Linked DNA regions of Homo sapiens: region 2 is linked to region 1. The links are chromatin loops, found by intact Hi-C in ENCODE. Cell type or tissue: heart right ventricle. All regions are shown on one strand. Each heading gives the region's core, and the rest is flanking DNA. Links, peaks and the distances in the headings are about the cores only.

Region 1 (8,340 bases), core at 323-8,322:
GGTTTCAGTGAACCGAGATCGCACCACTGCACTCCGGCCTGGACAACAGAGCAAGACTCTGTTAGAAAAAAAAAAGTGTCTAATTTTGTTAGATTTTGTTCTTCCCTCCATAAACATTGTATATGGCTAGACAGAAAGCTATTTTATGATAGATATCACATGATCGAGGATATATATATTGGTGTAAAGATAAATTGAATCTATGCTTCATTCAGAACACCACAGAAAATTCCAGAGATGAAAGATTTAAATGTAAAATATGTTTCCCTACAGATAATAGAAGAAAACGTAATAAATTGTTATATAAATTTGGAGCCCACGAGGCCTAGTTATGACTTAGATTTCGAAAGCCAATTTATTACAATTGAGAAAAACAATTATATAAGAGTACATATATACATACTTCTTCATGGCGAAAAAACACCTCTAACCAACCAAAAACACAACAAGCAAAGTCAAAAGGTGATTGATAAACTGGAAAAAATATTCATAGGTCATATTTAAAAGGCTAATCTAATACATAAAGAGCTCTTGTAAGTCAAGAAGAAAAAGTGCAACATGGATGTAACAGTATCCATAAAGTAGTAAAATGGCTCTTAAGTTATAAAAATATGTCAACCTCACTCATAATAAAATATGAATAAAAAATTACATTAAAATGCCATTTCACACTTGGCAGACACCCAAAAGTTCAACAACGTGCGATGTAGGCAAGTATGTGGTTGACTCATAAATTATTGGTGGGTATAATAAAAAGTTACAACTTTTAGGGACTTTACGCAGTCATATCTAATGCAAATACAAATTGTTTTGCCTCTTCTTTTCCAATTCCTGTGGGTCAAATATCATTCTATTCATATGCCAGTACCATATTGATTTAATTGTTGAGATTTTATATGATTTGTAATATCTGCTAGGGTTGATAGCCTTTCATTGCTTTTTAAAAAATAATTTTCCTATCTTAATTTTTTATTTTTTCCTTATAGCCTTTTAAATCAGCTTGTTTAGTTCCAGAGAAAATTTTATGGAGGTTTTTATTGGTATCAAAAAATTTGTAATTTAACTTAGTAAGAATCGATATAGATACGTTGTTGATTTTTGTCTTTCTTTTTTTGCAAGTGTACTTTTCTGCCCTGCAGAAATGTTTTCAGGTTTCCTTCAAATAGGCTTTACATGTTTCTTGTTAAATTTACTCCTTGGCATTTCAACTTTTAATTGCTTTTGAAAATGATTTCTTTTTTTTTTTTTTTGAGACTGAGTCTCGCTCTGTCGCCCAGGCTGGAGTGCAGTGGCGTGATCTCTGCTCACTGCAAGCTCTGCCTCTCGGGTTCACACCATTCTCCTCCCTCAGCCTCCCGAGTAGCCGGGACTACCGGTGCCCGCCACCACGCCTGGCTAATTTTTTTTTTTTGTATTTTTAGTAGAGACAGGGTTTCACCGTGTTAGCCAGGATGGTCTCTATCTCCTGACCTCGTGATCTGCCCACCTCGGCCTCCCAAAGTGGAAATTTCTTGTATTATCTGACTGGTTTTGTTTATGGGTATGAAGACTAACCATATTTTCATGGTTATTTCTGCTTCCTTACTTAAGTCTCTTCTTGTTTTATAGTAATGTAATGGTTGATTTGCTTGGGTTTTCCAGGTAAACAGTCATATCAAATGCAGAGATTTTTTTTACATCTTCCTATCTAATATCCTTCTCTTGCAAATATACCTTCAATATAATGTAAACTACATATAGTGACCTTGGAGAGCCTGTCTTGTTTCTGAGTTTAATTGGATTGCTTCTAGTGTTTTCCCATTTGTGTTGTGTTATAATTTATAAAGATCACATTGCAAAAGTACTTATCAATTCTTATTTTTTGAGACTAAAAAAAATAAGAATGGTTATTGAATTTGGTCAAGTGCCTGTCAGCATCTATGATGGTGATCACATGTCAAGCCTTCGTTAAATTCATGGCTTGAAGTTTCTGGACCAAGCAAAAGATGTGAGTGTGGATCACAGATCCACGCCAGGGCCAGTTTACTTGTGGCTCAAATTTGTAATGAAGATTTAGCATTTGGGTCCCAGATTAATGTGGAGCGGATCCTCTTAGATCTTAGGTGGGCCCTGTGCTTTGATTTCATTCTCCTTCTCTCCAGAGGCCAGCAAAGCAGAGTCAAATCTTTGCAGATCAGAAGTTGTTCCTGAGTTCCTCTTATCACTGTGTGTTCCAGCTTTATCTTCAGTTTTGGCCTAGCAATTGCTTGCTATTTTGTTAGCTCTTTGATGCTTTAGGATGTTTGAAAAATGTTATCCCTGATTTTTAATTAGTTTTGGCATAGGTTTTTCTTAATTACCTAGCTTGTTATTATTGAAAATGACAGTTTTTTCCATTCTCCACATTGGACAGATCTATCACATTCAAATATAAAGCTGCTTATTTAATTTATTTGCTCCAAGTAAATCTTTGGTTTCTCATTCTCGTTAGGAAAAAAGATCCATGTGCTTTGCTAATGCCGTTCAAAATCTGGCCCACACCCACTTCTTTGAGCCCATGTTATACCTCTGCCCCCGCTCTGGTACACACATCAACCATTCCAGATTTCTTCTTCAGGTCTGTGCCATCTCTGGGCCTTCACATATGCCATTCTTCTGTTTGCAGCATTTAAGCTCTGCCTCCTCTTAGCCTGTCTCACTTGTAGCCGCTCTTCAGGTGACCTCACCTGGCTTTTAGATATCACTATTACCTCTGCTCTCCCATAGCTCCCTGTACTTCCCTATCATTACATTTGTCTTACTTTGTTGAAATTACAAATATGTCTTACCTTAGATTGAATGTTTCATGAGGATCATGTTTACTGCTCTGTGTGTGGTACATGATACACATTCAGTAAATATTTGTTGAATTCATGCATGAATGGATGGATGTCCAAGATACTGTTATTCAAAGAATTGTCTTAATCCAACCATTTTTCATCTTCTCCAACATTATTACCTTAGCCCAAGTAACCATTACCCCACTCTTAGATTCCTGCTGTAGTCTCCCAATCAGTCTCTTGGTTTCCACTCTTGCTCTTCTATAACCTATTTTCCACATAACTAGTAGAGTGATTCTGTATAAATATCAGTTTACGCCACTCCACAGCTTCTTCATCAGGCTGTTGCTTCTCTTTGCACTCAGAACAAAATCTGCACTCCTTACCATGACCTTTTAGACCCTACATCATTTGCCATTGACTGTCCTTTTGTTTTCTTCTCCTGTCACTCTTCCCTCGCTGTGCTCTGCTGCTATGACCACCTTGTTTCTGCAATACACAAGTCTCCTTCCAGGGTCTTTACTCTGGTTCTTGCCCTACCTGGAAGACTCTTCCCTGGTTAGAAAACTGGTTTACTTCCTCACTTCATTTACGCTCAGGTATTCTCGTTGTCACCCTCTCTCCCTGCTTTATTTTTGTCGTGACATTTATCTCTCGCTGCCTTGGCATTATGTGACATTTGTGCATTTGTGTATTTCTTTTGCTTCTTATTATCATGTAATCTTCGTGAGGCAAGGACTTGGCTTTGTTCACTGCTCTAGCCATTGAATCCGTTTAGCACCTACTAAGCAACCAGTAAATGTTGGTTGAATGAATAAGTGAATGTATTCTTCCAATCACCTTGAGCTGGAATCTTCAGAATCATCTGATTCTACTCCTATTCTCTCTTGGCTATGCAGCCAGTGAAAATTCTTCATATCATTTAATTTCCAGTTCAAAACTAATGTCTTCATTGTGTCTATCCCAACATTCCAAATGAAACACAACCTCTGCCTTATTTGATCCTTCAAATGTAATTAAAACTGGATAATTTAAGTCTTTAATATATATTAAAAATAAACATTTCCATCCAAATTTTGATGATTTTAGTTTATATTTATAAACTTTGTAAGTAACAGTGTAAATGCTAGTTAACTGTCTTGCTTTTGGTCAAAGATGTTTGTAAAACTAGAAAAAAAGAATGTGAATCTTTGAGAAACATCCATTGTAAAGTTTCAGACAGAACAAAATTAAATTTCAGTGTGTTTACGTATATGTTGCATTGGACTTGGTTCACCATGAATCACTAAACCATTGAAAATTTTTAAGTAAATTATTTTCTAAAATGAACTTAACTTTTATTTATGAGAAGATACACCTTCAAAATAATTTTATATTTCAAAGTTATGTGCCTATTGTGTGGAGTAACACATAAATATTCTCCAAATCACTTCATGGCAATAAGTTAATGTTTGTCTTTAAAAGCATTTACTTTTTGTTTAGGATATTATTGATTTGATATCATATCTCATAAGCAATTAAAAATGTACTGAAACAGTTTGCTGCCTCAGTAAATTTGGTTTTCTCTTTCCTATGTATATACCTGTGCTGCCTTCCTGATAGTTTTCAGCACTCTCCCACCTAGGCTGTTGTTGGATCGTCACTGTACCCACTGAGTTAATCAGTGAAGTTATTACATACGTTTTACAATATAGTAAACAAAGCTGAAGAGCATACATAACTCTTTGAGTTTACAAGCTTTTTGCAGGAGGAAGCTAGAACTCAGTATATTGTTTTATTCTTCTCCTTGATATATTTTTGTCCTGATTTCTTTCTCCAATATGTTTTTATTTTATCTCCAATATTTTATTTATGTTTTATTTATAATAACATAAATCACATATAATTATAAATATAAATTCATGTATTTATATTTAATTAAATATTTTAAAATTAATATTTAGTGTAGTCAATATGTAATATAATTAACATTTATATAAGTATTATATGCCTTTTTATGTGTATATCATTATAAATTTATAATTTATATAAATAATATACACATTAAAGTTTTCTTTTTATGCATAATATTTATTTGATTTTTTTTCATTTTTTAGATCTTAATATTTGCCAGTGATGCCTGCAAAAATGTGACATTACATGTTCCCTCCAAACTAGATGCCGAGAAACTTGTTGGTAGAGGTAAGGAAGCCCTAAAATTTGTAATAAATCCTGTTTTGCTGTGGTACATATACGCCATGGAATACTACACAGCCATAAAAAGGAACGAGATCTTGTCCCTTGGAAGGGATGTGGATGGAGCTGGAAGCAATTATTCTCAGCAAACTAACACAGGAATAGAAAATCAAACACTGCATGTTCTCACTTATAAGTGGGAGCTGAGCAATGTGAACATGTAGGCACAGAGTGGGGAACAACACAAGTGGGGCTTGTTGGGGGTTCTGGGAGGGCGAGAGCATCAGGAAAAATAGCTAATGCATGCTGAGTTTAATACCTAGGTGATGGGTTGATAGGTGCAGCAAACCAACATGGCATGTGTTTACCTATGTAACAAACCTGCACATCCTGCACATGTACCCTGAAACTTAAAATAAAAACACACATACAAAATAAATCCTGATTTGCTGTGGTATTTTAAAATTAGTGTAATTTTTAGAATGATAACTCTGTTGGGACCAGTAGATAAAACTAATGTAGTATATTATCATTTGTAATATTTGTGGTGTCATTCTAATGAAAGGAATATTGTTATTTTTGGAAAACATGATTATATGAAGTTGATAAAAATATTTCACTTGAGTAATAATTATTAACATTTACTTTAGAGAAAAGATAAAGACATTTAACATGCCTCTAAAAAATTGAGAAATAGTACTGAAACTGTTTTTTTTAGTTTAAAGATACTGTTTTTGGATTTTTATTCTTAAATATTTCACTCTGTATTGTATTTTTTTATCAATTAAATTATTTCACATAATTCTGTAAGAAAAGATCAATCCAATGATAGCATAAAATGTGATCACTGTTTAGCAATAGATGTAAAGAATTTAGTAATATTTTCATTTAGCAAATGCCAATTTTCATCTGCTAGATTCTGTATAACTTCAGGTGTATTTAGGTGTTACTCTATAGCTTATTTCTGTTGATAAAGAAAAAAATTGTTTTGGTTTTGGTTTAAAGATTCAAACACTGGAGCTCACATATGTTTACTTCAGAGCAAATGTCTCTTCTTTAAGAGAATGTTAAGTAGGTATTAGAAGTGATGTAAGTATTTAAGCACAACTTAATTCACCATATAGTTTTATGTGTCCTTTCAAAAATTTACAAGTGTCAGTATAATGAATTTTAAGTTTTTGGCTCTCCCCACGTGCATACATTACTGTTAAAACTATATCCTATGTTTTACTTTAAAAATGATTGCTGTGCATATTTTCTACAGTTAACCTGAAAGAGTGCTTTACAGCTGCAAATCTAATTCATTCAAGTGATCCTGACTTCCAAATTTTGGAGGATGGTTCAGTCTATACAACAAATACTATTCTATTGTCCTCGGAGAAGAGAAGTTTTACCATATTACTTTCCAACACTGAGAACCAAGAAAAGAAGAAAATATTTGTCTTTTTGGAGCATCAAACAAAGGTATACAAGGCTACATAAATGAAGAAATGATATCTTTTCTTCAGACGTAATCAACATTACCAGGGAAGATATGAAATCAGAAAGGATATGGTATAGTTTGGCTTAAAGACGAATGAAAACCATGAGGCAACTTCACAGTGTTTAGAAGGAAAAGGGCTGTGTCACATGGTTCATTCGGGTTGTCATTCCTTTTCATTTGGGACGTAAAAGGAGAAATTGGGATAAGGTACAGCATGGGAAAGTGAGATTAGACACAAAGCAGCATTTTTTTTTTGAGCTTTACCGTAGAATGGATTTCTAACAACAAGTTTTGAAACTCTGTATAAAGAAAGGAAAGCTTTTTTCTCGCATTCATTTTAGCATAATCTGTGGTCTTAAAACATAGATAACTATTTTAGGAGGAGGTTTGGACCACATGCATGCTATTGTGTTGTGACACCCAAGATCAAAATAACTTGTATTCAACCATTAGCCATTCCTCACTGCAGCAGTTTGAGAGTTGTCACCGTGTTTCTCTCCTCATTCTGACACAGATCTCTCTGTTGGTTCCCTGGCTCTGCCTAGTTGCTGGTGAGTGGAAGTTGCTTGTGCTAAATTTAGAAGGGCACATACACACTTATTTTCTTTGCATATCTCTCTCCCATGTTTTTGCATGGCAATGGGGCAACAGTAATTTTTTTTTCAGTTTTGCTTCTAGGCTTCCAGTTCCATCTCTCTTTCTTCCATATTTCCACCAAATCATTTTCCCAAGAGGATTGTTGTGATAACAGTTAGGACAGTTACTTCTTCATTATCTTTTTGCAGTGTTGATGATTAGTTTGGTTTTCAAGCACTCCCATGGTCTCACCCCTACCCAGCTAATCCTCCTGAGAGGAGAAAGATGTGTCATTGTTTAATGTTTGAGAATAAAGTAGTCATTGACTTTATTATTTTTTCCTGTCTTATGAATTGAGGTCCTAAAGAAAAGACATACTAAAGAAAAAGTTCTAAGGCGCGCCAAGAGAAGATGGGCTCCAATTCCTTGTTCGATGCTAGAAAACTCCTTGGGTCCTTTTCCACTTTTCCTTCAACAGGTACCGTTTTCTTTCTTTCTGCTGTGGGAGTCTATAGTTTCCATCTCTTACCATTATGACACTGAGTATGAAGTTATTTGTAATAGTTGTGTATAAATATGTGAGTGAATGAGTATGTGTATAATATGTTTCCATATAAGGGTATAAATATATCTCTTTATACTTGCATACACTTTTGTTCAGCTTGCAAAGGCCAAGCATAAAACTGTGGCACTCAGACACATGGTTCCTTAATGAATTGTCACATCAGCAAGGGTATCGCCAAGCCTAAGAATAGCTAGAAAACCCAAAACTCTCTTGCATAATAAAGGAGAAAATTGGATGAAAGACCAAATGCCACGAAGGAGGAAGACACATAGGCCCTTCTATCTTTCTATTTCTTGTTCTTGAATCTACATCTGAAATCACACTGGATCCACATTTCTTTCTCTCTCTCTCTGTCTCTGTCTCTTTTTGTTTCTTTTTTTTTGTAGCGATGAGATCTCACTATGTTGCTTAGGCTGGTTTTGAACTCCTAGGCTGAAATGATCTCCCATCTCAACCTCCCAAAATGCTGGGATTACAGGCATGAGCCAAGCATACCTGGCTCTTTTTCTCTGTCTTGTTTTAACTTTCAGTAGAAACCCCAGCAAGCCTTCTTGCCTTCTTCCATTACTGGTGGCTACTACATTCAGTCTATGACTTTGGTTTATTTTCCCTCAGTTCTTGACATAGCAAGGGAGAATCCTTTTTATACCCCACCAACAAATTTAATACAGCTGAGAGAAGAGCATATTAAAGTTGAGAAATTGTTAGAAAACAGTTGTGTCAGTTATCCTGATATAAAGATA
Region 2 (8,340 bases), core at 282-8,281, 130 kb before region 1:
AAAAATGTGTTACTTCCCTTGAGTTTTAAAACAACCCTACTCGTAATCTGACATTTCATAAGAACTATAAACTTATGAATCTCTCTGAATTTGACATTCTATCAAGTTGAACTCAACAGAATTAAGGCCACACATGTAATCAGAAAATAAACTATTAAACATATTTTGAAGAAATTTATATTCATTTGGCAATTGAATGTCTCACTTAATCAAAAACTTATTTAACCAACATAGGTTGCGTTTTTCCTTCTCAGAGAGGTAAGACAGAGCCTGTATTATTTCTATGTAGTCACTGCATCATTCTGGCATGTCTTTGGTTGGGTATGACTCACTGAACAGAAAAGACCGTCTTTCACTACTGAAAATGAGACTTGTTTAAACAAAGCATTGTTAATTCTACTTGGTTGAAACAGGAGGCTACCTGGATGATTATCCTGCTATTTTTTCTTTTTTACTACGGACTCATGACTGAGTCATACTTGAGAATTACAGCATGGGGTCATTGTATAACCAAAAATCTAAAAGAAATTAAAAATAAAGCAAAATTGATAACAACTTCACAATGATCAAAAAGGTACATAATATTTCATATTTCATACAATGAATTGTTATTTATTGTGGACTCCACTGTAAGAGTGTCTTAATTCTCACAAGCTTAAAAGCAGTATGGTGTCTTGTAATGTTGGGGAAGTGAATTCACACTTGGAGGTAGCTTTATCTCACAGTCAAACTGTGGATTTCAGTTAAGGAACTTGAGTTAGAATTCTTTTCCACGCCTCTTTGTTATTATCATTTTTTATACATTTCCAAGTTTCATTTTCTCTTTGGCCTATAGAGATACCATAATATTTTTTATCTTATTCCAGGAAATTCTTAAAAGGAGGATTCTTTATGAGCATAAAAGTTCTCATATGTTACTGTCCAAACAGGCAAATAGTTAGACTCTATTGTAAAGAAAACAAAAAAACCTGTAAGACACAACTAAGTCAAAAGGAAACTAGCCACTCACTCTTGACCTGTAATAGATAATTGACACGTGATACCTTTATTAGTATACCTCAAATGCAACATAATCTACCTTGTGGTATTGTTGTAATCACTTATCACAAATAAAATGTTATCCCAGTCCACTTACATGCTAGGAATAATGTTTTGCACACACGAAGTTAGAGACTGCCTGGTTATGGCCATGTGATGAAGTTCTCACCAGTAGAGTATGAGCAGCAGTGATACGTAAAATTTCTGCCACAATTTAAAGGAAAATTGCTGGCCTTGATTTTCCTATTCTTCAAGCTGAACACAAATATGCTCACTAGCCAACTTTGACCATAAAGTTAAAAAGAAAGTCTGAGATGCTGAAAAGAAAAAAAAAAGGAAGAGATCTGGATTCCTGGATGGCTATGTAGAGCAGAGTCACCTTGGAACCCTGAACTGCTCATTTGGGGACTATTAGGTTATATATGAAACAAATCAATGTTTATTTTGAGAAGTGACTATATTTTGGGATCTCTTTATTACTGTAGCTTAGCTTTTTGACATAATGTTGAAGAGACTGGTATTGAAAGTGGGATGCAGATAGACATCACAAAAACAGAAAAGATGTGATTTTGGCTTGAAAATCAAGTAACACACAGAAAGGACAAAATATAGTAGATGGGAACTACGGTTACCTTCAGTCATGTGTTGAAAACATTTGGTAAGAATATGACATGTGATGATTTGCAAGACAAGCACATTTCCCACTGAGCTTGTTCCTCTAGGTGAAGTGGTTAGAAATTTCCAGAAAGATAGTGTGAGAAGATGGCGATACAGTTTGGATGTTGTTCCCTCTAAGTCTCAGGTTGAAATGTAATCCCCAATGTTGAAGGTGGGGTCTGGTAGGGGGTGTTTGGGTTATGGAGGTGGATCCCTCATGGCCATGGCTTGGTACTGTCTTCATGATAGTGAATGAGTTCTCGTGAGGTCTAGTTGTTTAAAATTGTGTGGCACTGCCCCCCCACCAACTCTCACCGCTGCTTCCAATTTGCTTTTCACCATGAGTAAAAGATCCCTGAAGCCTCAGATGCCCAGCACCACACTTCCTATATAGCCTGCAGAACCATAAGCAAATTAAATCTCTTTTCTTTATAAATTACTCAGTTTCAGGTATTTCTTTTTCTCCTTCCTTCCTTCCTCCTTCTTTTTTTTTTTTTTTTTTTTTTTTTGACAGAGTCTCATTCTGTCACCCAGGCTGGAGTGCAGTGGCATGATCTTGGCTCACGCAACCTCCACCTCCCGGGTTCAAGTGATTCTCCTGCCTCAGCTTCCAAGTAGCTGGCACTGCAGACATGCACCACCACACCTGGCTAATTATTGTATTCTTGTAGAGACAGAGTTTCACAATGTTGGCCAGGCTGGTCTTGAATTTCTGACCTAAGTGATCCACCCACCTTGGCCTCCCAAAGTGTTGGGATTACAGGTGTGAGCCACTGCGCCTGGCCAGGCATTTCTTTATAGCAACACAAGAACAGCCTAACACAGATAGTTACAGTATAAAAGTCAGAAAGCAGATACACTTAAAACTAAATTTTAAAAAAATGAGGTATGGTTATTGAAACATGCAATCAATTATAAGGAAAAAAACCCTGCAGTTACTATGTTTTCAATGGATTGCGTTACCAAATTAGCCATCAGCATAATTTGGAAAAGCAAAATTGTGAGGCATGAAGTAGTCTTCTGATATTCATGTAAAAGACACAAAATAAGTGCCCAGAAGGCAAGGTCAGAGGCCACAACGACCACAGGCAAAGGAGTTCCTCTCAGAGAGTAGAACCAGGGACAGCCAGACGGGTCAACCAAGAACCCACTCACCTCCCAGAGCAGACAGATGAATGACTCCCACCCAGCACAGTGATAACTTCTCTAGATCAGTCTCTGTAGTGTGCTTCTCATGCTTTCCTTTTCCAAATTGTGGCTTATATTGCATTTATCCTATTCCTGCTCTGCTACTGTTTATTTGTGGGGTGGGAATTGGAGGGAGGTAACATATTGATCTGGTGGAGAGGACTGTGTTTCAACTAGTGATCCTGAACTTTGAGCTGGATGAAATAACTGAATTAGACTTCAGCTTACCTACTTTGGAAAGGGAACAAGTATGTTCCATTTGTGGAAGGAAATTTACATCTAAACAGTGGGGTGGCTAGAGCCAAATATTGTGTCAGAAACTGCTAACTGTCCACCAAATTCCATTATCTCCTGTGTTGTAGTAATAGAATTTAAGTTGATCATATGACTTCCTTGGCAGAGATTACATTTCTCTGAGTCCTTTGCAGATGATAATGTGATGTGATGGCATTCTTGCCAATGCAATGTGAGTCAAATGGCTGGTTACCATTTCTGCCTCACTTGTTTTAAAGATAAGTAAAAGCCAAAGGGCCTGAGGTTGGGATGCAAAAGAAACAGGATGACTGGAGTGAAATAAGCCAGAGAGCACAGGCCAGACCAGTACATAGTGCAAAGCTTGAATCTTACTCTGCAAGAAACAATTGAGCCAAGTAACGATAAGATTTCATTTATATTTTCAAAAAGAGACTTGACTATGTTGGAGCAGAAAGAAGACTTCAGAGGCAATTGCAAGAGCCCAGGTGAGTGATGAAGGTGGCTTAGTCTAGAATGGTGGCAGTGAGGGACATGATCAGCTCACATTCTGGATACATTTTGAATTATGAGCCCCTTAGGACATGCTCATGAATTGACTGTAGAGTGAAAGGGAGCAGAGTCAACTCAGGTGAATTCTAGGTTTTTGGCCAGAAAAATTGGATGAATGGGAAGATTGAGAGAGGAGCAAATCTGTGGTGTGGTCTTAAACCACGAGTTTTGTTTTAGATATTTTAAATTTTGTCTATTGGAGATCCAAGTAGAGGTGTCAAGGAAGTGGTTGCATAACTGGGCCTCAGTTTAAAGATGGTGTTTAAACCTGAGAGATGAGGCGTGACCACCAAATATGTCCGTGTGTAGAAAATAAATAGAAGAGAGTCCAGTACTTACTGGCAGTGTGCACAAAATTCAGAGGCCAGGAGGAGAGAAAGAATAGTGAAGTCACAGAAGAGGAAGTTAAGTAAAGAAAGTGTTTCTGGACGGAGGTAATGAAGGACTTGAAGAAATGCTGCTCTGCATCTGAGCTGTTGTATGTGTTGTGGTTCTTTCATTATTTATAAATAAAAAGGAAAAAATATGTCTCATATAGCCAAGTCTACTTGGCTTTTCTATACCAGAAATGCTTATAGGGCAATTGTTATTAGAAAAGAAAAAAATGATACTATTTTTAAATTTTAATTGCCATTTTTTTTTTTTTGAGACAGGATTTTGCTCTGTCACCCAGGCTGGAGTGCAGTGGTGTGAACATAGCTTTCACTGTAGCCTCGACCTTCCGGGCTCTCTCTCTCTCTCTGTCTCTCTGTCTCTCTCTCTCTCTCTCTCTCTCTCTCTCTCTCTCTCTCTCACACACACACACACACACACACACACACACACACATATTAGAAACAGGGTTTTGCTATGTTGCCAGGCTGGTCTCAAACTTCTGAGCTCAAGAGATTCACCCGCCTTAGCCTCCCAAAGTACTGGGATTACAGGTGTGAGCCATGGTTCCCAGTCCCCAACTACCTTTTATAAAAGTTGGGTCCTGTTAAATAAAGTGCCCTCTATTCACCCTTTACTCTGCTGAGTACCCTGAAGGGTTTGAATATATATATGCATCTAAGTGTTGTGAAAGGTGGAATTCATTGATATAAAAAAGGGAAAATAGGCAGGACTGCCAGCTATATAAGACTGAAGAGATTCACAAACCATCTCTCCAAAAAACAACTATGAAACTGACAAAAATAGTTAAAAAAAAAAAAGCAAGCTCTGGAAATCTACAAAAGGCAAACAACAACGTAAGAGACATATATTCACAAAAATCTACTGAATTTTAGGGAAAACAGTGGAAGTCTGTGGCATTCTTGCCTGAAGTTGTCCACTGCCCCTGCCTCAGCTCAGATGATGCAGTAGTTCTACCAGGGCCAAATGGCCATGAAAACTAGCACCTTCACTGCTGGAGGCCGCTGATTTTGTTTGGAGTGGAGGATGGAAAAATCTCACCCAGCAGTGAACACGAAAAGCCTGCAGCATGAGGTTATGGTCCTGGTTGGGGCAAGTAACAGAATGTAAGACCAGCAAGATATTTAGCAGGGAGATAGCAATTGAGGCACTTGATAAACATTCCACACATGCCTGGCTGCCTGGGAGCCTGTGTGCATGAATGGTGGAGACGTGAGGGCCAACAATAACAACAAAAGGCCACGCAGACTTGAAAACTGCCCAAACTAAACACAGATCCACAAGCAGAGGGTGAAAGCCTTATAGCCCACCGTTTTTGAACACAACTTTTGTTCAATCATTGACGGACCATTTAATTATGCAAAACCAGGGGTCACTTCTAAGACACCAGCTTAAAAAATAAAAACAATAAAAAAGTTAAGCAGAGGCATCAACAGCTGCACATCATGGGGCTTCTAAACTCCTCAGATTTAATTCAGATATGTTACTTAAAAACAACAGGTAGGCAAACAACAACAAAATCCACACACACACACGCCCAACAAAAAACCCTCAGAGAAAAAGAAAGTGATAATCCAGAGTTGCTACAATATATTATCCGAATTGTCTAGTTTTCTACAAAAGTTTATAAAGCATGCAAGAACACAAATAGGAAAATGTAAATTATACTTAGCATAAAAACAGCCAGTGAAAACTGTCTCTGAGTGGGTCTAAATGTTGCATTTAGCAGACAAAAATTTCTAATTAGATATGATAAATATCTTTGAAGAACTTAAGAGGTCAGTATACACATGTTCAAAGAACTAAAGGAAATGTGGTGGCAATTGCTAAAAAGTGGGAACTATTAATAAAGAAAAAGAATCTACTAGAAAAAACAAAGTGGAAATTCTAGAGTTGAAAAATATGTAAATATTGGCTGGGTGCGGTGGCTCACACCTGTTATCCCAGCACTGTGGGAGGCTAAGGCAGGCGGATTGCTTGGGTCCAGGAGTTCGAGACCAGCCCTGGGCAACATGACAAACTCTGTCTCTACAAAACATACTAAAATTGGCCCAGTGTGGTGGCATGCACCTGTAGTCCCAGCTACTCAGCTACTAGGGATGCTGAGATGGGGGAATTGCTTGAGCCTGGAGACCGAGGTTGCATTGAGCTGAGATCAAACCACTGCACTCCAACCTGAGCAACAGAGCAATACCTTGTCTCAAAAAGAAAAAAAAAAAAAAAAGAAAAATATGAAAATGTCTCTAAATGCATTTTTTGAAATATTCAAAAAACTGGAAGCAATTTAATTATCCATCAACTAGTAAGTGACTAAGCAAAATATGCTGTATACACACACATACACACATATTCAATTATATACAAGTTTATTCCTTTTTGATGCTCAGTAGTATTCAATTGTATTCAATCATATATAAGTGAATACTACTGAGCATTAAAAAGGAATAAACTTGTATACATAAATACTCTATAGGAATAAGCAAATACAGGCAAAGAAGCTTTTTGTTTTTGTTTTTGTTTTTTGAGACTGAGTCTCTCTCTATCACCCAGGCTGGAGTGCAGTGGCACTGTCTTGGCTCACCGCAACCTTTGCCTTCCAGGTTCAAGCACTTCTCATGCCTCAGCCTCCCAAGTAGCTGCGATTACAGGCACCCACCACCACGCCCAACTAACTTTTGTATTTTGATAGAGACAGGGTTTCACCATATTGGCCAGGCTGGTCTCGAACTCCTGATCTCAAGTGATCCACCTACCTCGGCCGCCCAAAGTGCTGAGATTACAGGCGTGAGCCACCAGGCCGGCTGGCAAACAGGTTTAAATAATGTGTTTGTAATATCTTTTAGAGAATGTGTACACATCAGAATGGGTGACATTATGCTGTGGTAAGAAACAACCTGGATGATTTATGATTTAAATCAGGGGTCCGCAAACTTTTTGGCACCAGGGAGCAGTTTTGTGGAAGATGGTTTTTCCATGGATGGGGTGGTGGGTGGTGGGGATGGTTTGGCGATGGTTCAAGTGCATTACATTTATTGTGCACTTTATTTCTTTAATTGTTACATTGTAATATTAATATATAATGAAAGAATTATACAACTTACCATAATGTAGAATCAGTAGGAGCCCCGAGCTTGTTTTCCTGCAACTAGACGGTCCCATCTGGGGGTGATGGGAGACAGTGAAAGATCATCAGGCAGTAGAGTCTCATAAGGAGCGCACAACCTAGATTCCTCACATGTACAGTTCACAGTAGGGTTCGAGCTGCTATGAGAATCCAGTGTTGCTGCTGATCTGACAGGAGGCCAAGTTCAGGTGGTAATGTGAGTGACGGGAAAGGCTGTAAATACAAATGAAGCTTCACTTGTTTGCCCGCTGCTTATCTCCTGCTGTGTGGTCGAGTTCTTAACAGGCCACAGACCAGTACCGGTCTGTGGCCTAGGCACTGGGACTTGTATACAATTGTACACTGCTGCTTCTACCAGCAGTGTAAAAGTGTTTCCTTTTCACCACATCCATGCTAAAATCTATTTTTTTTTATTTTTAAATGATGGCCATTCTTGCAGGAGTAAGGTGGTATAGCATTGTGGTTTTAATTTGCATTTCTCTGGTAATTAGTGATGCTGAACATTTTTCATATGTTCGTTGGCCATTTGTATATCTTCTTTTGAGAACCCTCTATTCATGTCCTTAGTCCACTCTTTGATAGAATTGTTCCTTTTTTTCTTGCTGATTTGTTTGAGTTCCTTGTAGATTCTGGATATTAGTCCTTTGTTAGATGCATAGTTTGCAAATATTTTCTCCCACTCTATGGATTGTCTGTTTACTCTGCTGATTATTTCTTTTGCTGTGTAGAAGATTTTTAGTTTAATTAAGTCTCATCTATTTATTTTTGCTTTTTTTGCATTTGCTTTTGGGTTCTTGACCATGAACTCTTTGCCTAAGCCAATGTCTAGAAGAGTTTTTCTGATGTTATCTTCTAGAATTTTTATGGTTTCAGGTCTTAGATTTAAGTATTTAATCCATCTTGAGTTGATTTTTGTGTAAGGTGAGAGATGAGGATCCAGTTTCATTCTTCTACATGTGGCTTGCTAGTTATTCCCGCACCATTTGTTGAATAGGGTGTCCTTTTCCCACTTTATGTTTTCATTTGCTTTGTCAAAGATCAGTTGGCTTTAAGTATTTGGCTTTATTTCTGGGTTCTCTATTATCTTCCATTGGTCTACATGCCTATTTTTATACCAGTACCATGCTGTTTGGGTA

What was found. Hi-C counts contacts between places; a loop is a spot of excess contacts. Peaks named below come from ENCODE experiments on the same cell type or tissue, not always from the same donor. Only the 100,000 strongest peaks of a DNase experiment are listed, where the experiment ranks them.
Region 2: it touches region 1 in a loop (2.6-fold over the local background); 9 of 110 quality-filtered maps call a loop at or near these places.

Annotation. Positions count from the first base shown.
Region 1 is chr18:31,090,198-31,098,537 of GRCh38, reverse strand. It overlaps DSC2 (desmocollin 2), which reads left to right. Exons shown (of 16, transcript NM_024422.6): 2 at 4,895-4,979; 3 at 6,238-6,437; 4 at 7,391-7,510. Among named protein-coding and RNA genes, the nearest start is that of DSCAS, 7.2 kb to the left of the region's middle. In heart right ventricle, for the core only: no CTCF peak of the experiment used is centred there; no DNase peak of the experiment used is centred there; H3K4me3 peaks cover 240 bases; H3K27ac peaks cover 1,177 bases.
Region 2 is chr18:31,222,721-31,231,060 of GRCh38, reverse strand. LOC105372049 (a long non-coding RNA gene) reads right to left here and starts at 2,949. Exons shown (of 4, transcript XR_001753388.2): 1 at 2,851-2,949. RefSeq lists an enhancer at 5,016-5,587. In heart right ventricle, for the core only: no CTCF peak of the experiment used is centred there; a DNase peak (open chromatin) is centred at 5,110; H3K27ac peaks cover 6,481 bases.